Linked DNA regions of Homo sapiens: region 2 is linked to region 1. The links are chromatin loops, found by intact Hi-C in ENCODE. Cell type or tissue: CD4-positive, alpha-beta T cell. All regions are shown on one strand. Links, peaks and the distances in the headings refer to the core of each region. The heading gives the core; the rest is flanking DNA.

Region 1 (10,464 bases), core at 2,665-6,664:
CAGGCTAAAACTGAACTTGATACAGTTCCTTCTCAGCCTCATCTTCCACTATATTTCATATCCTCATTGAATATCATCTACTTGTCTTCTATCCTAGAAACAAGCATCATGATCATCATATTCAGCTTCTATTTTATTTATTCAATACTCAACAGGGGACAGACATGTTATATATTGTGTCATTTAGTATTTACAACTACTGAGCATTCTCATTTATTCCTATTTCATATTGGATGAAACTCAGGTTTAGGAAAGAAAAATCACTTGTTCAAAACCTCAGTTAGTGAGCAGAAAGATCACGACTCAGACTCAGGTGTACCTCACCCAAAGCCCAGGTTTTGTATAGTGCAGTAATTGCTTCCTATCTGGTCAAAAATTTATGTCGCTTGAGCTTCTGAATATCTTTCTGGGCTTTCTCCCCCTATTATTTTTTACTTTTTATTTTTATTTTTTGGTGGAGTATCACTCTGTTGCCGAGGCTGAAGTGCAATAGCACGATCTCAGCTCACTCCAACCTCCGTCTCCCGGGTTCAAGCGATTCTCCTGCCTCAGCCTCATGAGTAGGTGGGACTACAGGCACGTGCCACCATGCCCGGCTGGTTTCTGTATTTTTAGTAGAGTCGGGGTTTCACTATGTTGGCCAGGATGGTCTTGACCTTTTGACCTCAGGTGATCTGCCTGCCTCGGCCTCCCAACGTGATGGGATTACAGGCGTGAGCCACCACACCTGGCCTTCCCCCTATTTTTATTGCAGCTGCCTTGGCCTGCATTATCTGTCCCTTGGTGGAGTTATCTTTCTAACTCTGGTTCTTCCTCCATGTCTGTAGCTCACCTTTTGCCATTTCCCACTCAAAACTCTCAGATGGCATCATATTAGGGTGCATTCTGAGCTAATGATTCTTTAGCTGGCAAGGAAAATGCATGTCTGAATAAAGGTATAGAGTGGTTTGAGAAATTTTACTCAATTGGATTAATTTATATTTTATACAAGTAAAATCTTACACAATTTCATTATACAAATTAAATAAAACACTAAATGCTAAATAAAAACAAAAGAAGTAATGCTTGGCAACATTTTCATGGCAAGTGGAAATATGCTCAGTGTAGAATGAGAAAATATTTGATGTAAACCCTACTATTACAAAGACTGTGTCATGTTTGTTAATTATGGATAAAGATCTTATGCATCTACAAGTTGACTGATTTAAGGCAGGCAGTTACTGTGGGCCAGTTGGCTGCCCACCCAATGTTTATGCTACAATTTTTTTTTTTTTTGAGGTGGAGTCTTGCTCTGTTGCCCAGGCTGGAGTGCAGTGGCACGATCTCGGCTCACTGCAAGCTCCGCCTCCCGGGTTCACCATTCTCCTGCCTCAGCCTCCCAAGTAGCTGGGATTACAGGCGCCCACCACCATGCCCGGCTAATTTTTTTTTTTTTTTTGTATTTTTAGTGGAGGCGGGGTTTCACCATGTTAGCCGGGATGGTCTTGATCTCCCGACCTCATGATCCACCTGCCTCGGCCTCCCAAAGTGCTGGGATTATAGTCATGAGCTGCTGCACCCGGCCTATGCTACAATTCTTTCTTGCTAACAAAATTCCAGTGTTGTTCATGTGGCAAAGTGCTTGAATTTGGTAGATAAATCATGGTGAGTCTCAGAGAATGCTAGTAATTCTAGTTCCCTTTGACAGTGATTGTCCTAGGGGGCCATATGACCCAGTTCTGGGCAGTGATCTATGAAGTCCTCTGGGCTTCTCTAGAAAAATATTTCTTCTTGAGAGAAATATTGTAATTCTGTAATGAGAAAATCTATTCTTTTGACTGCTCCTTTGCTTCCTGTGTTGGGAATGATGGCTGGAGGTATGGCAGCTATCTTGTGACAGTGAGGATTCAAGCCTGAGGACAAAGCCAACACCCTAAAACAGAAGGTTGAAGGAGCCTAGGTTTGATGGCTTTGAACCATTGAATCAACTCTGTGACTGCCAATCAAATGGCTTCTTTTTAGCAAATTATAAATATTCCTATGCACATAACCACCATTAATCCAGTTTTTAAAAAATTATTTCTATTGAAATTTACTATTTCTATTCTAACTGGGTACATGTAAAGCATCTCTGAACCCTGAGAAGCGTATTGTATTTTATTCCATCTTCCCCAGGAGTTAGTTTTCATCCTTGGCTTTGCTAGCTAAATACCAGAAGATTGTCAACATAAAATAATTTATATTTAATTTTGGGCATTACCAATTGCTGGTTATTAATAGACTGTGGTTTTAGGTATATACGAAAAGTAAATACAAAGTTTCTTTTCCATGGATCAGAAAAGAGTGCATGTTTGGAAGACTTCTACCTATCACTGGCAACAGCTAGCATGATTTCTCTTCTGTAAGAGTGACGGGTCATTATTCCTATTTTCCTCTTGTTCTTTTAGGTGGCTGATAATGGAAATATACAGTTCAAAAACTTTCAAAGCTTATATCCAGTATTGATTCACATGTATTGAAAAGAAAAGGATTGTGGTTTTGGGAATATTTTAGTCTAAAAATTCTACACAATAATATTGCATCACCCTCTTGACTACTTGAACACTATTGAAGTCATACTTGTGCAAACCCCATTTAAAGGTATAATTTGAGAACTTACACTTCCAATTACAAATAATTTTTAAATGCCACATTTCTGAGGAAACCTCATAAAAATATTTATTATAATGGCTTCCAAATTTTACCTGCAGTGAAAATTGAGAAGAAATTCCAGAATATGAATTTATCTGGATATATAGTTGTGTTAGTCAGGGAGTTTTAGACTGCAGTGAGCCGCGATCACACTACTGCACTTCAGCCTGGGCAACAGAGACCCTGTCTCAAAGAAAAAAAAATCCTAGATATTTTTGTAAGGTATGTTTTAGATGAAGCTAACAGTTAACCAGTAGACTTTGAGTAAAGCAGATTACTCTTTATAAGTAGATAGGCCTCATATAATCAGTTAAAGGCCTGAATAGAACAAAGACTAACCTCCCTCAAAGAAAAGAGGGAATTCTGACAGCAGATGGCCTTCAGGCTCGAACTGTGCTATCAACTCTTCCTGGGCTTCCAGCTGCCAGCCTACTCTGCATATTTCAGACTTGCCAGCCTCCAAAATTGCAAGCCAATTTCTTGAAAAAGATCAAAATTTATATATAGACATACACATGCACACCGACAAACACAGACACACATGCACACATAGACACACATACACACACACACACACACAAACACACACACACACACACACACACACACACACACGCTATTGGTTCTATTTCTAGTGGTTAAATGTCTCAAACTCCTGGGTTCAGGCAATCCTCCTGCCTCAGCCTCTTGAGTAGCTGGGATCACAGGCATGGACCACTATGCCCAGCTAATTTTAAATTTTTTTTTTTGTAGAGATTGGGTCTTGCCATGTTGCATAGGCCGGTCTTGAATCCTGTACTCAAGCAATCCTCCCACCTCAGCCTCCCAAAGTGCAGGGATTCCAGGTGTGAGCTGCCATGCTTGGCCTTGGATAATTTTTGACCAACTGTTTGGGTACCAAGGCTGAGCCAAGTTGACACATAAAATCAATCATCACAATGTCCACCACTGAATTAATAATTTAGCATATCAAAATGTAGGATATGCCAGGAATGACATTATTACTCTTATGTTACTTATTGTGATGAATTTTATAGCAAAGCAGTTTTTTCCCAACTACTAGTGTATGTATAGCATATGTGGTTAAAAAAATCTGTAGAAAAATGTCTGATTTTTTCTCAAGTCTTGAAGATTACAATAAAGCTGATGATAGCTTTGCAGCTGAATAAAATTCTTTGATGTAATGAATTAATTTAGAAAAAAGCTGATTGGAGCATGAGCTGGTAAAATGCCAGCTATGCTAGCTTTGTAATAGGGATTTCTGGTGGAAAGTCGAAGGAAACAAGTTCTTTCAGGAATGTATTAGATCATTTGTTACCAAATTTTAGCTTTGAAAACCCTGTTTAGTGATCCAGGGTGAGAGTCCATTGTGAGTAATGCAGTTAATTAAAAACTGTTGATTAGTAGATTGTTCAAATTGCAATGTGAGGATCCTGAATGACAAATAGAATTTGCTTATTTTCCACAATGATGCCATTTGAATGTCTATCAGAATTTTAAAACTTCAGATTATGAATATCGTCCCATATCGTCCCACTGGACCTGAACATTTTTAAAGTGAAGCTCTTTTTGCACTGTGTTTGGGAATTTCTTCTGAAGATGCTTTCCATATTCTAGGCAGGGAAAAATATGAAACCAATAACTTACTCATTTTAGAATGGAGATGATGAATATATTTTGTCCCAAAGTATTATAAATCAAAAGGCAAGTCCTTGAGAAGAATATTCTGATTTATGTAGCTATTCCCTCTAAGTAAGATAATAGTTTAACCAATGGTACTTAGAATGTTTGTACTCAGCAAGAGTCTTAGAAATAAATCATCAATGTGATTGACACACTTTTCCTTGGCTGGTTTACTGGTTCAGTGAGAATTTCGTTCTGCTTTTTTAGACAGTCAAGAAGGGCAGGCACTATTTTAAAAAAATGTAGCCCTGCTACATACTACTGTGACTGATAGAACAATTTTCCCACGAGCAAGATTCACTGACGCACAGCTCCCTACCCCCATGTTTGCTTGTGGTTGATAAGACGACATCCGCACAGCTGAGCCCTGTTCTAGGAGGAGCTATTAACACGGATTCCTCCAGAAGAAATGTTCACCCAGGCTCGTGAGGACAGAGTGTGGATTAGACTGTGAGGGAACTAGGTGGCAGAACTATTCCAGGATCCATGCTTCAGGCTCATCCATTCTATGCACTACTTCTTTTTCTTTCGTAAAGATCTAATGTTTTTTATATATATATACACACATATACATATATGTATAAATTATACACACACACACACAGAGACATGCACACACACACACATATATATTTAATTTGGTGAACCACAAAGCTTGACTCAGGGGACCTGGAATAGACTGCTTATACATTATTGAAATTAGCTCATGGAAAACACGCTGCAACCTTGTCAAATAGAAATATGCTTGCCCCGATTTGCGACCTAAAGTTGCTCTGGTTTCAGAACACCAGGGAAAATTACCAAATGCTTCAAACCTCCAAAAATGATAATTTTCAAAAGAACTTAGCAAAATTGGCAAGTATATTCGAGCTTCAAATATGCTGAAACTGAAACTGATGGGAAAAAAGCCCTACAGCATCCATATATAAGCTCCAGCCCCAGCTAACAAAATCACAACACCAAATGTCTCATCCTTCAGTGAAGATCTCAAAGAGCACCCGGCTTGACAGTGGTTCAAAGGGACAAAAGCACAGCTCAGGTGGGGAAAGTGAAATCCAGGGAATGAATCCATGACCTCGCGTGCTCTGGCCGAGAAGGAAGCTTGTGCAAAACTCTCCTCAGAGATGCCCAGTTTTTGTCGCTATCCCAGAGAAGTTTAATTTTTAAAAATTAATGCTTCATTCATTTGATACAGTTAACTTCTAGAAAATCATTTTTAGGATTTGATTATGAGGTAAACGGTGTGCTCTGGTGGGCTTTGGGTATTGTCTTGTTATTTTAATTTGTATGTAATTGGGAAGTTACTCTGTGTTCATTGTCCCTATGGAAGTAAAGCAGTAGGAATGGTTCAATATTGCATGTCAGCTCTCTGTTCTCTCTTTCTTTTATGATGCATAGAATAGAAAATGTGTAGCCAGCAAAAGCAGATAATATGATTGTGTGTGTGTGTGTGTGATTCTAAAGCTACTATTCCTTTGTTTCATTTTTAGTTTGCAATATTCACATTATTTGTGCAGTTTCAATTAACATTAAAAGAAGGCAGGAGATATTTCTGTTTATCTAAGGGGTCATGGGTTAAAAGTGATTCTAAAGTCTCATCTGACAGGCAAGCCTCTTTCAAATACAGTAACTCTTCTTCACCAGTTCATTTCCCCTGCATACACATTCTCCTTGTGAGCCACACCAAAATGTGAATACACCATGTTTTGTCCCATTTCTTTGTCTTTCAATACGTTATTGTGTTTCTTTGGATATGCTCCCACCCTCATATTTCTTATAAGAACATTCTTTTTTATCTTTAAGACTGAATTCAAATAGCACCTCCTCTAAGATGGCTTCCAAGGATGCATAAACATTTAATCTTTCCTTCATCTGTGCTAACATTACTGTGTATACACCACTATTAGAATACTTGGCTTATTGTAAAGGTTTTTTAAAATACACCACAATTAAGAAAATATATTCTTCTTATAAAAGGTGAAGTAGCATGAATAAGGGTCAAATCTCTCATCACTACTCTCCATTCTTCCATTCCACGCTCTTTGGATTAACCCCTGTTCTCAGTGTGGGAATATCCCACCAGGCCACTTTTATTTCTGTACACATTTCCTGGCCCCATATAAAATGGACAGTGTTATCTTTTAGATTAACCACTCTTTGGATTAACCACTGTTCTCAGTGTGGGAATATCCCACCAGCCACTTTTATTTCTATATGCATATACATGGCCCCACATAAAATGGACAGTGTTATCTTTTGTGTGAGTTACAGAAATAACATAATAGTGCATGTGTTGTTCTACAAATTAATGATCGTGTATGTGACTTGTCTGTTAGCCTGTAAGAGAGATTCACTCACCCCATCAGATGGTGAAGAACTTTAGTTCCAAGATGATTTGTGCGTGGTCCATAAGTGTTCATATGCATGTGTGTTCGCCTGTGTGTTCTATATGTGTTCACATATGTGAATTCATATGTGTGTGAGTTCATGTACGTGCATTTGTTTTATTCCTTATGTCTTCTCTGTCCTCACCTCCCAACAGTACCTAGCCAATGACCATTGCAGAGTCAGTATTTTAACATAAGTCTATCGTAGAGATAAGTAGTATTATATATCCATGTTGCTCCTTCATGACTATAGAAAGACTTAATAGAATCAACCCAAAATTTAAGATTGAGATATTTAATGTGACCAATGAAGTATTTAATGTGTGCACTCTCAGGCAAATGACATATAAGTACTGGAGTCTCGGTAGGTGATCTTCCTCATATGTTAGATAGAAAGGAATTTCCACAGCGATATTTCCATCAAAATTACAACAAAAAACAATTATTATCATTTTTTGCCAAAATAGTTTCCTAATTCAGATTATATGGTCTGATCACAAAATGATAAATCCAGTTAATATGAATGTTTTCCTTAAGATTAGAAAGATAAAAGAAATGGTCTTTTCTTTGAAGAATAGTTGGACAATTGAGAGATATTAGTGGAGAGGAGTTTATTGAGGCCAAATAAAAAACAGATTGGTGACACATACTATTTTTCTTATTTTTAGAAAGCATATTGTGAATTATAGTCTAAAAATTAGCTCAAGTTGTCCTGGGGAAGAGGGTAGCAGGCAACTGATCATAAATATTAACCACTTCAGGATTGTATAAATGACAGTCTGTTCTCTCAAGTGCTAGAAATGCCTCTGGCAAAGAGAAAAAAAATGCCTTGGTGGCAAATTTTCTTTCAAAGAAAGGCAAAGAAAAAGCAAACTTTCCATGACTAGTCTTGTTCTTCATGTTATTTAATGCATTTCTTGGTTACTCAAGTCTCAAGGACCTCCAGTTACTTCTAATCTAAATGCAAGCAGGGTTGAACAACATCTGATTTTTCTTACTAGGGCTACCTCTCAGACCAGTGGGAAATCAAATGGCTCCTCACATATTGCTAGGGGTGTGGATTCTCTACTTGAAAAGCATATGATTTGATATCAGAAAGCATTAATTTAAATCTCAATTTTGCCACTTACTGGTTGTATGAATTTTGACAATTTATTTAACTTTTCTGCACCTCAGTTATCTCATCTGTAAAATAAGAATGATGATTTCTATGAATTCTATAACTCATGATCTTAATGCAAAGCTAGGAAATTATAACCTGGTCTTCCCACTATGTTCACGTGGTCATTACTGGCTGTGTTTTTGCCCTTCTCCTCACACCTTTCCCAAACCTGTCTGGGGACCTTTCTGACTGCTGGGTGCTCTTGGTGGGGGGTGGTCCTGGATATTTTCCAGTGGCCTCTCTACACCTACTTACCCTCTGCCCTTCTCTGCCTTGCACTGTCCCCCAGGAGTCTAACCCTTATTGGCTGCAAGGGATGCTGCTACCCTCTGGCTTCTGATAGGGCATGGCCAGTGAGAGGTGTCAGCAGGAGTTGGGAGCAAGCAAGTCAGATCTCTTATGCCACGCAGTATGGAGACCAGTACCTGGGCTCCTGACCACAGCTCTCCCTCAGGGATCCAGCGATGATGTTCCCTCCTTTACCTATCAGGCGTCTTCCTGATGGTAGACTTTCCACTCTTGCTTCACCAATGTTTGTTAGTTCTCTCTGCGTTGTAAATTCTCCTTTTATAAAACTCTTCTGAGTTACCTGTGACTATGCTGTGTCCTTCCTGCATGAACCCTGATCAGTCCGAGAGAAAGTGGGAGCAATTGAAGGAATGGCTCGGCCTCTCTCTGTCTAGACTCCACAGGCATCATAGCTACACAAAATGCATTCTGATAGCTGTTCCGAATTCTCAAATTTAGTGCACAGTGTAACAGCCTATGCCTGTAAAGGAATCTGTTTCCCAAGATCCCAGTGTATTGGACAGATTTATTTATTTCTGAAAAGTTTCTTTTGAAGTTTAATGAGAACTTTCTCTAACATTTCATAAGTAAGGAGTCAGTTATCAGAAAGCAAAAACAACACAAAACCAGAACTGGTAGAATAACGGATGTGGTCTGATAATTTTTGTATGTGCTGCCAAGATAGATGGTGATGTATCTGATTCAATCATTTCAATTTTCTTCTTGGATAGAAGAAATTAAGAATTAACTGAGAGCAGTTACAAGCTTAATTTTTGGAAAATAGTAATTTTTATAGCCAAGTGAGACTTGCAATAACCTATACTTATAAACAAATATACTTTATTTTATTATTCTTTTTTGATAATTAGCCATATGAGTTAAATTTAATCTTGAAAGAAAAATGCACCAAATTAATGAAATCTGAGCAACAGAGTTTATTGTTTAACCCCAAATTTACCTCTATCTACAATTGTTTTAAAACTTAAGAATCAACTGAGAGTAGTTACACTGAAACCATCTACATTTGGTTTCTTGATGAATCTGTTAGGTGTTTTTAGAATTTTTTTAAATGGTAAGATGAAAGTTAGCATATAGCACCTGACAATACACCAACTAATGTTTAGGGAATTGACTAGCTATCAGTGTGATATATTAAATAATTATCACTATTAACCCATCTAACACAAATTTTCACTGGACTGATTTTAATTATAGCAGAGTCAAACTGATCCTGACTCACAGATTGTCAAAGCAAGGAGACGTTCTCCTCCCTCAAAGCAACATTGGCTACACTCACTCGCCTTCTGACTTTGGGCAAGCAACTAAAATTTTTAGGCCTCAGTTTCCTCATCTGCAAAATGGTAAAATGATAACTAGTTCTGCTGTCTTCAAAGGATTATTTTAAACTTTAACTGAGCTAGTGCTTTGAAAGTATAGATCGTTAACCTTCTTGGCTCACTTGAGATAGTGTGTTATTTGACTTCAAAAGTTTTTTTCTAAACTGCAGCAGATAATTTTTTCACATGTAATGAGACAAAATAAATAAAGAATAAGTGAAAACAATAAAACTCCTGCTAATCTACTTAGTTCAGCATTTTGTTTAATGTGAAGAATGGGCCTTACTTGATGCATGGGAATATTTGACAACTCATAGAAGAGTTGACTGCTATTTGAACAGGGTGGTTCTGTGGATTTAATTGTAGCCAAAGTACCAACACTTCCAGTTTAACAAAGGAAGATTTTCATCCTTTTCGGTACAGATGACAGATTTGTGTGATCTTCCCTTCTTAATGGAGTTGAGTGGTCACAGTATAGTGAGCAGATATCTAAATTTGTCACCTCTCTATATTTCAATGTTTTATAATATGTAAGAATATATATTTCAAAATAGTCGTATATTCAGAAGATGATAGAGTTTTAAGTGAGACAAATGTGAGTTAGAATTTTAAACGCTGCCTTTTACCATGTTTGTGATGGGAAAAAATTGTTGCTCTTTTACAGCTTTGCTTAAAGATGTGTTTTAAGAGTTAAGTAAAATTATGTTGATAAAATACTTGGCATAGGGCCTGGCATTCATTTGCACTTCTTCAGTTCTGCAATTACCCATCTACTACAGATCTGAGACAGTGAATAAATTCATTGACAGAATTTTGACACATACTAAGCTTTTTACCTCCAAGTTGGAATGCAGTCAAGCATCACCGTTCTATTAACTACTATTTGTAGCTCTATTGAGATATAACTGACACAAATTGTACATATTTAAGGTATACA
Region 2 (10,464 bases), core at 3,499-7,498, 170 kb before region 1:
CAAGATCACACCACTGCACTCCAGCCTGGTGACACAGCGAGACTCCGTCTTAAAAAAAGAAAAGGAAAGAAAAAAAGAACTCTTGTTGGAGAACTACTGCATTACCTGAGTTCTTGCATTGGTTCTTTCTCATCTCTGCATGTGGGTGTTCCTTTAACTGCAGTGTATATTGAGTACAGTCAATAGACTTCTTTTCTGGATGTTTTCACAGGGATGAGGCTTTTTGTGCAGCATCTTTATTTGTAGCTGACTGCTTGTCTTTGGTTTCACAGTAGGGTATGTTAGTGAGGTATTTTGGGGGTTGAAGCTTTGGAGTGTGATTCAGTAGGTGGTGCTTAGGCATATCGGTCAGTTGTTAGGCTGTTGCTCAGTTGTGTGGCTTCCCTATATTTCCTTACTGTTGCAGCCACACTCCCTCTCAGTGCTCTGAAATTTTGGCTCTTCTCTCACTTGAGTGCTGGCTGTAGATTGCAGCTTGGCACTCCTGAGCTACCCACCACAGCTCTGGGGTGATCTCAGGGTTTATGTTCCCTCCCCAACTTGGAGGCAGCAGAGGAAGGGACATTAGTAGTGGTTGTGTCCAAGGGTCTTTTGCTTGTCTCCTGGGGACTCCACCCCAGAGAAATGCAGGTCGTCAATCACTCAGTGCAATCAGTCCAGGATGGAGAGTCTGTGCTGTGGGCCCAAGCCAGGGGTTCCCTGCATGGGGACTAGTATTTTTAAGATGGCTGAAATATGTTCAATGAACAAGGGCTTTTATATAAAAATAAAGTGATTCCACCAATAGTCAGTGTTTATTCAAAGAGAAAGGTTCATAGTCAACAACATGACTCTGGTTGTTAAAGGAAATAGTGAAAATTGCGGAGAAGATAAAATCTTAGACATAAGGTGTTTTTTATTTACAGTATTTTGAGTGAGGGAGTGGGCTATGAAACTGCATTTAAAAACACCAAAATACATTGCTAATAGAAAAGCTGTTTGCATAAATTTACACGGAGGTAAAATCACTTCTTCATGTTGTTGATAAAACCGGTAAAGATGATTTTGTGATATGTGGTGGTTTGGGAATATATTACTATTTGGCCTAGCCTGAACCTGTCACCTACAACTGAATGATTACAGTTTTCACCATTGAGGTTGTAATATTAGGAATTATTAGAGACCAAACTTGGGCACACTGGGAGCTTAACTCTTTTCCATACTTGATGATTTTCTTCACTACTCAGAAAATGAAATCAATGAGATGTTACTGGGAATATTTATAAACCACATCCTAATGCTGCCACAGATAATGAAAGAATACTTCGCAGAGTCAAGTCAATCCAAGAGAGGATGAGGAATTTATTTTCCATGATTTCCTAAATTTACATAACTCAAACTTCCAGCTTTTGAATCTGAGAGGCCTTCCATTTAGCATCTCTCCAATCCTGTAAGTGATTTTTCATAGCAATTTCTGTACAACTTCTGCATCCATGATCATGATTAAGCTGAATGTATAGAACTAGCTGAGAGTCACCAGTCACTGACTCCCAAGAGGACCATGAATTTGTATCAGAAGGTTCTATTTACCAAATGTAGAGTAACTAGCTGTCCTGTGAATCGGGCAGTCTACTGGACTGGATTTCATGCTTTTCAATGGCAGGAAAGAGAGATTATTTCACAATTAATGTTAGTCTTAAATATTGTTATAACTTTTCTTAAGATTGTACTAAACATGGCAGTCCCTATATGCACCAAAAACCCATTAACAGTGTGCAGATGTCTGAAGTGTGAGAAGCACCGTTCACAACTGTTATTTCCAAATGGTGAGTATGACAGCAGGAAAACTATGGTTTATATTACACTTTAAGCATTTCTGTTTTGTATTTGATTTGTAATGTGCACAGTATTGAGTACAGTGATAAGTCTATACGCTTATGTGAATATACATAGAATGCAAGTACATGCTTAAAAGTTTTTTTATGGTAGGGACCCATAATCAAAAAGTTTGAACACTTATAGGGTTTGCAGGTGTGTCCCCACCTGAATTTCATATTGAAATGTTATCCCCAAGGCTGGAGGTGGGGCCTGGTGGGAAATGATTAGATCTTGGGGGTGGATTTCACATAAATGGTTTAGTACCATCCCCTTTGTGCTGTCCTCGTGGCAGGTGAATTCTCCTGAGATCTGGGTGTTTAAAAGTGTGTGGCACCTCACACTCTCTGTTGCTCTTGCTCCTGCTCCTGCCATATGAGAGGTCTGCTCCTCTTTCGCCTTCTGCCATGACTATAAGCATCCTGAGGCCTCCCCAGAATCTGAGCAGACGTCGACACCATGTTCAATCGTGTCCTCTACAACCTGCAGAACTGTGAGCCAATTAAACCTCTTTTCTTTATAAATGACCAGTCTCAGGTATTTCTTTATGGCAATGCAACAATGGCCTAATACAAAGACTGTTGATAAACTCATCTGAAATAATTTGTGTACACTCCTATGTTGTCAGCACGGTTTGCTTCTTTTAAATCATTGAAAAGTGGTGCTCAAACCTCATCAGTTTTTCAGCCCATCTAACTTTGAGTTTTACCTGGATAGAGACACCTTTAGGAAAGACTCATGCGCTGCTGGTCACAGGTATCCACAGGTGACCAGTGCAGCTGTTCCACACCCCAGCAGTGGCCTCACGGGCTTTCAGGGGCTTCTCTGTAAGCTGTGCTGGAGAAACACTCTCATTCTCAGGAGGATCCTGGGCGTTTGCTGAGTGTAGTGATCTACCTAGGAGCAATCGAGGATGTCTGACCCAGAGTCATTGTACTGCCTTTCAAGACCCCTGATCTGGTTGGCACCTCTGCTGAGAAGGCTCCACTCCCAAGGGAGTAGGGGCAGGGAGGGGCGGGCAGCCTTGCCTAGAGTCTAGGATCCAGTTCTCATTCTCCAGTCACCACGAGCCCCTGCCTGGGGAGCCAAGTGCTCATCTTCTCAGTCCGAACATCTTTGCACCCTCTTTGCTGTGTCTGACAAGTTAGAAGCTAGACAGAGGGACTTTATTGTTAACTGCACATATGCAATTCACATTGCAGATGAAACTGCTGGAAATGTTTATTTTTAAATATAGTTTTGTTTTTAAATAGAGACAGGGTCTCAGCATGTTGCCCAGGGTTTTTTCCAGCTCCTAGCCTCAAGCCATCCTCCCATCTCAGCCTCCCAAAATGCAGTTTTTCAAATTTATTTTTGAAACAGTAATATAACGATATGGCCAAAAATGAACAAGAAGTGCCAGAGTATATTCTATACAGTGCAACTCAGTCTCCTCCCAGCCATATTTCCCAGAGGTCCTTCTACACTTTTCCAGAGTGAAGCTGTTGATAAACAAACACATATATGTTCTTTGTAAACCCAAGATGAGAGTGTATGATCATCTTCATTCTGCACATTTTTCCAATAAACAATGTCTCAGCAATCTTTCTGAATTAGTATATATAATCCTACTCTCACTTTAAATGTTGGTACACTGTAAATATTGGTGTACTATTATTTCTTTCTTTCTCTCTCTCTCTTTCTTTCTTTCTTTTTTTTTTTTTTTGAGAGACACGGTCTTGCTGTGTCGCCCAGGCTAGAGTGCAGTGGCACAATCTCAGCTCACTGCAATCTCTGCCTCCCAGGTTCAAGCAATTCTCCTGCCTGAGCCTCCCAAGTAGCTGGGATTACAGGCTCATACCATCATGCCTGGCTAATTTTTGTATTTTTAGTAGAGACAGGGTTTTGCCATGTTAGCCAGGCTGGTCTCGAACTCCTGACCTCAAGTGATCCACCTACCTTGGCCTCCCAAAGTGCTGGGATTACAGACATGAGCCACCGCGTCCAGCCCATGATTTCTTTATTCAGCCTGCACTCATGGACATTTAGGTTGTTCCCAGATATTTTTTTTTTTTGCTATTAAAAATGAGAATGCTATGAATTTCCTTGTATCAATGGGAATAGATGTGTAGGGAAAATGCCTAGACATGGCTGGGCGTGTGTGTAAGGTGCATTATGATAGATATTGCCAAACTGTTCTGTGTGAAAGTTGTAGAATCAAGTTTTCTTGCCAACAGCATATTAGAGGGGTCATTTGCTTTAATACACAAAGTTTATAAAATATTTTTAGTTTTACCTATTTGATAGTTGTTAGATTAATTAGGTATAATAGTTGCATTTTATTATTAGTGAGGTTGACTATATTGACACGTGCTTAGACACAATCTCCTTCCTTTCTTGAAAATTGCTCACGTGTGTCGTATTAGGTTGTTAGCATTAACTTTCTTACTGGTTTGTATAAATACTTTTTAAATAGTAAGGACTGTAGCCTTTCCATATGTGTTGCAGATACTTTTCCCAGTTTGTTACTTGTATTTTGACATTTAGGTAATGCTGTTTTGCAGAGTAAAGGCTTGTTATTTATTGTAGTCAAATTGCACAATTTTATCTTTATAATTACTAGGTTTTGTTTATCACCTGAAAGGCTTCCTGGTATATTGCTTAAATATTCATTGACAAAGATTTAGTTAAGCTTTCTGTCTTCCCAGTGCTCTTACAGCACCTGGAAAGATGTGAATTTCAAGGATTTATTAAAATGACTGCTTTTGTTTTACTCCGGATAAAACCGAATCAGTTTGAACCCTACAGAGGAGCCCAGAATGATTTCTCTTTGTCTCAGAGGCCTGCCTTTCTCTCTCTGTCTCAGAGGTTTGCCTCCACCTCCCCTGAACCTTGGCCCAGAAGTTTGCCTTCTCTCTCTTCCTTCCCCCTTCTTAGTGGCCTCTGAACCCAAGAATCTGTCCTGGAAGCCAAATGGAAATTCTACACAGAAGCCCGTCTAAGTCTTAGCAGCAATGTTGTACTCGTTTTCTTCTTTAAAATTAATGAATACACAGCCAGAGGTTTATTATGCCACACACATTGTGTTCACCACTCTTCATGATTAAAAGTCTCACTTCTGGGGTCCAGGACAACTTCCTAAATTCATCACCGGGAACTGCATTGCAACATTGCTGATTCTGGCCCTATGATTAATTCTACAGCTTTTGAAGAAACCCAAACTGGACAGACAGTTACTGAATTTTTGTAATGTCCGAGGCTTCCAGGAGGAGTGACACATATCTCTGCTGGATGAGCTCACAGTTCCAATGAGAAGATACAAGCTGAAAGATTGCAGCAGAACTGGGAAGTGAAAGCACGGAGAGGCTGTGGGACATGGAGGAGGGGCGGTAAGATTGAGAAAGAGGTAACAGTTGGGGTGACTTTGGACCTGAGACCTGGGCAGGCATAAGAAGTCTCACTCTCTATTCCATTCTTGGCAGGGGATGTTTCTTTGTACCAGGTAGCTTTGCGCTTGTTTTGTTCCATAAAAGTAAATCTCTGTTCACTAAGGAATTATGGTAGTGAATGGTGACTCTCCGGAATTATAGGGCTAATTCCAAAATAATCTTAGTTTTATTCCCCCACATTGTAATATTAACACTTGGGAATTTTGTTTATCGCGATGTTTAATAATTTGGCCAGCAGAGGGCACTGCATACTGACAGTCTCTCCACACCAGTCGCTCAAATCCTCAAGAGTTCCCGAAGTGTTAGGCTTAACTCAGGGGTGTTTGCAAGTGCTTTGCTCTTCTGTTTCAGACATAAACATATGTCAGAAATTAAAAGAGGGTTGTGAAGCAGGAAATTAGATTAACAGTAGCATATAATTTCCCTCTATTTGTTAATAAAGAGAAAAAATATTGGTATGTACACCCATGTCTACAGGGTTTTAAATGTAGCTGTATTAATTAATGTATTAATAATATGATAACACTACTTCTTGCATAAATCAACATAACTTCTAAATTCTCTTTGAAAATATTTTTGGTTTTATATTGTGGTTTAATTCTCAATCATAAACTAAAAAGTAAAAAAACCTGATGCCTAATGTTATACTTTCTTTCAAACCTTAAGATAGATATTATTGTTTGAATAGTATCAAAATATTGTGGTTCTGCACAAATGCTTTTTATAACTTCTTACGATGATATTTTAATTTCTATTTCCACATATGGATATGAGTATTCGAAAACATTTGACGCACAATTTTCTTCTCTTCATCTCCCCATTATAAAAATGTAAAGGTGTGTTTTAAAACCCGTTTGCTCTTGGTTAAACTTGACAATGTGGAGACCCCTTTGTTAGCTGGTCCTATGAGTTAATGCACAGCCTTTGTGTTTTTCATTTAAGGAATAAACTAAACTGGTACCATCCAATGCTACTGACTTGATTTGCCATAGCCCATCTCTATGATGTAAATATGGATTCCCTGGCATTTGCAGAGTTAAGACAGTCTCCTGGGATCAAAGCCTGCATCACATAAATACAGGAGAAAAGCTACTAAAAATTTCTTACAGTAGGAAAACACTCAAGAAGGTTTTTATATTAAAAATCCCTTATCCCAAAAACTGTAGGCTGTGTTCTGATGATGTATTACTAATTTATCAGATATATTTAATGACAGTTTGTAACATGTTCCTACTAAGTGAAGGAACGGTGCTCTGATAAGCACTGGGCAGAATTGAAGAAGTATGACATTCTCTGATCACTTAATCCATGCTCAATTTGACTAGCAATTTTATTTAGGTTTATTGCTTGCTATATAATATACTTAGTTGTATAAGTAAGATACAGATTAATAGTATTTAAATATTACTTTGGAAGCTTTTAAGGGAAATAATTCTAATTCTGAATAATACTAAATAGCTCTGCAGCATGTTGGGATTTAAATATAGATTCAGTCACTACTGTAGATTAAGTCATGATTTGTCTTTTAAAATTGGAAAGCGAGTTAACTTTTGCCCATTGGTTCTCTTTGCAGTGAGTGACCGCCTGGGTACCTGTGGGCATCTGCATTCCACATTGTGTCTGCAGTGCCCTCTTGTGGCCATGCATCTTTATGCAGATAGAGTCTTCCTCTACTACTATCTTTTGGGGCTTCTTCCATTTCGCTTTGCATTGGTGAGGCTACTGGAATAGGACTTACTTGAGCCCGGTTCATTATCTACAAGTAGGATATTGGTACCAGACAGCACTAGGAAGACTAATACAATCTTGGAGGAGGTACTTCATAGCTTGATGTTCTAAAGATTAGCTTTAAGTCATTACATTTTTGGTCATTTATTTAAAGTGATTATTCCTCATAAAATATGGTTATTATCAAAGAGCCTTTCTCCATTTGTCCCAGATCAACAATGACTGGTAAGAGGTTCAGTACAGAAGAGTCATCATATACAGTCCTAACCACCTCTGGCCTGATCTATTTTACACTGGGGCATGACTGGCATTGACTCCAGTCTTCCACGGCCTAAATAAGATTAGTACTCTGAACACAGTAAGAACTTTGTGATTCCACCTCAGTTCCACCCAAGGCAAGGGGAATACTTCCCCCATTTCACAGACGTTTATATGGTGTCTTTTAGGGAAGAGGCAAAACACAGATTGTTATGGTTAAGACCTGAGTTCTGTAGTCAAACCTAGGCCAGCCCATAGCAAACTTTGTGAATCCAGGCAAAGAATTCAACTTTACTGCCTTCATTTTATCATCTGCATACTGGGGAGAGTAACAGGTTGCTCTGAAGATTAAGTGCCAACAGGCCTGTGAAACATTGAACAGTCATTATTAGTTACTGGTGCTAAAATGCAATTGGTGCTAAAATGGGACTTTTCTATACATTTTTTGATTTTAAATTAATAGACTTTAGTTTTTAGAACCATTTTAGGTTTACAGAAACATTGAACAAATAGTACAGAGATTTGTCATCTATTCTTCCTTGTACAGTTTCTTCTATTAACATCTTCCACTAATATGAGACATTTGTTATAATTCATGAACAAATATTAATACATGGTTATTAACTAAAGTCCATAGTTTACTCTGGGTGTTGTATACTCTGTGGGTTTTGATGTGACTAATGACATATATCCACCACTGTAATATTATACAGAATATTTTCATTGCCCTAAAAATCCTCTGTGTTCTGCCTGTTCATCCCTGCCTCTCTGCTGCTCCTGGCAGCCCCTGATCCTTTTACTCTCTGGATAGTTTTGCCTTTTCCCGAATATTGTACAGTTGGAGTCATGCAGGATAAAGGCCTTTCTGGCTGCCTCCCTTCATTTAGAAATTTGCATTTAAGTTTCCTCCATGTCTTTTCGTGGGTTGATAGCTAATTTCTTGTTATTTTTGAATAATATTTCATTGTCTGGCTGTACCACAGTCTGTCCACTCACCTTTATTCCTATAGTATTTTAACTGCTTCCTTTCCTGTGGCGCCCACTACTGTGAGCCAATGGAGGAAGAATGCTGCAGTACATCCAGTACTATAGCCTTAGAATCTGGGACAATACTCGTTAAATAATAGCTCTTCAATAAGTATTTGTCTAAGTAAGAGAAGTTGAAAGAAAGAACTTTTGAATTGGCCACAGTAGCATTTATTTTGGTAGTGGTGCTAAGGGACAGGGCTTCCAAAGGGCTGTCAAAAGTGAATCCAGTTATTAGTCTGCTTTCTTCTTGGAACCTGAAGGGCTTGGTGATCCTGGGAGCACACTCCCTGCTGCGGAGCCTACGGTGCAGCAACACACTTCCCAGGGAGCTGCACTGGGCCACGGACACGCGTCAGTGGGCATGCCAGCTGGACGTGTATTTCCAGCCGTTCTAGCAACTTCTGCTGTCAGGAGGGACCCCTGTGTTCCTCGGAAGATGGCTCAGTGGTGACTGTCATATCTCTGCCTAGAGAAGAGTTAGTGTGGTCGGGGGATGTGGAGAAGAACTGGCATAGGATGTGATCAGTCATAGTTCCCTGGGGATCCTTATAAATCCATCTGTAAACCATCGAGTGTTTATGGATAAAATCATGGCAGTAAAGTATTTATTATTTAATGACTGCTGCAGGGGAAGTTTTAGAATTTTCACTGGCAAGGTAAGGGAGTATAATTTGTGTTGTAGGTGGTGGTGAAGGTTACTCCTAAAATCAACATTATAAGCTTAAAAAAAAAGAGAAAGGAAGAATAGTGTTTGGTATAAAAGTGACCTGAAAGAAAACTGTCTGAAAGGTTTTTGTTAACAGAGGAAAAATGTTTCTTCCATGGACTCATGTGTTCAGAGAAATTGTTCAATTCAAGGAGAGAAAAAGATTCAATATACAATTATTCTTACTCAATTGTTTTTTTTTTTTTTAAGAGACATGGTCTCACTTTGTTGCCCAGGCTGGAGTGCGGTGTCATGATCATAGCTCACTGTGGCCTTGAACTCTTGGGCTCAACTGATCCTCCTCCCTCAGCCTCCTGAGTAGCTGGGACCAAGGCATGTGCTACCATGCATGGCTAATTTTTTTCTTTTAATTTTTTTGTTTTTAGAGATGGGGTTTTGCTTTGTTGCCCAAGCTGCTCTTGAATTCCTGGGCTCAAGAGATCCTCCCACTTTGGCCTCCCAAAGTGCTGGAATTACAGGCGTGAGCCACCTCACCAGGCCAATTTGTTGTAAATTGAAAAACAGAGGATCAGAGATCCATTCTGTGGCAGGGCATCATAAGGAGAGGCCTGCCCTTGAAAGACCTGTCCCAGCAGCTCAGAGTTCATGTGGGGAGGGCTCAAGGCAATTTTCAATCAATCAGTTATGAACTGGGTTGTTTTAGGCACCTCCTCCTATTCACCCTGGTGGTGATAGAGGGTTTCCCACCCTAGGGTTGTAGAGATGGCCAAACCCACGGCACCTGACACCGGACAGGTGTCCAGCAGGGGATGGGGGAGGTAGGCTTTGTAGTAACAAGAGGAGGAGGATGTGATTGGATGGGGGAGGTAGGCTTTGTAGTAACAAGAGGAGGAGGATGTGATTGGCTTGTTTGGATAACTCCATGGGTTGGCAGGAAACTGAAGCCCGCTACTCAGGGATATATGTGGTCCCATGATAAGGAGTGTCCTTTAGCTAGGGTATTTTTCCCACAGGAGGGAGGGAACTTGAGGTAAGGCCATTGAAGGCCCTCCTGGTTTCCCAGATGTCAAGACAGCATACAAAACTGCATCTTAATTTTAGGCCTTACACCCATGTGTGGGTTAGGGATGTCAAAGGGAGAGTAGCATGTGGAGGCTAATAAATTAAAAATAATTAAATGAGCCAGACGTGGTGGCTCACACCTGTTATCCCAGCACTTTGGGAGGCCGAGGCAGGCGGATCACGAGGTCAGGAGATCGAGACCATCCTGGCTAACACAGTGAAACCCTGTTTCTACTAAAAATACAAAAAATTAGCCGGGCATGGTGGCAGGCGCCTGTAGTCCCAGCCACTTGGGAGGCTGAGGCAGGACAATGGCATGAACCTGGGAGGCGGAGCTTGCAGTGAGCTGATATCACACCACTGCACTCCAGCCTGGGCAACAGAGCGAGACTCTAAAAAATAAATAAATAAATAAATGGCTAGCCAAAGTAACCAGAT

What was found. A loop is a pair of places that touch in the nucleus more often than their neighbours do. Peaks named below come from ENCODE experiments on the same cell type or tissue, not always from the same donor. Only the 100,000 strongest peaks of a DNase experiment are listed, where the experiment ranks them.
Region 2: a loop joins it to region 1, with 15 times the contacts of the local background. A loop is called at or near these places in 1 of 110 quality-filtered maps.

Annotation. Positions count from the first base shown.
Region 1 is chr18:70,654,524-70,664,987 of GRCh38, forward strand. No RefSeq gene overlaps it. Among named protein-coding and RNA genes, the nearest start is that of GTSCR1, 8.8 kb to the left of the region's middle. In CD4-positive, alpha-beta T cell, for the core only: no CTCF peak of the experiment used is centred there; a DNase peak (open chromatin) is centred at 4,678; H3K27ac peaks cover 635 bases.
Region 2 is chr18:70,485,019-70,495,482 of GRCh38, forward strand. LOC105376872 (a long non-coding RNA gene) reads left to right here. Exons shown (of 3, transcript XR_935606.3): 2 at 1,227-1,429; 3 at 5,037-6,247. Among named protein-coding and RNA genes, the nearest start is that of LINC01910, 110 kb to the left of the region's middle. In CD4-positive, alpha-beta T cell, for the core only: CTCF peaks have their summits at 5,520 (motif pointing right) and 6,895 (motif pointing left); DNase peaks (open chromatin) are centred at 5,113, 5,543 and 6,913.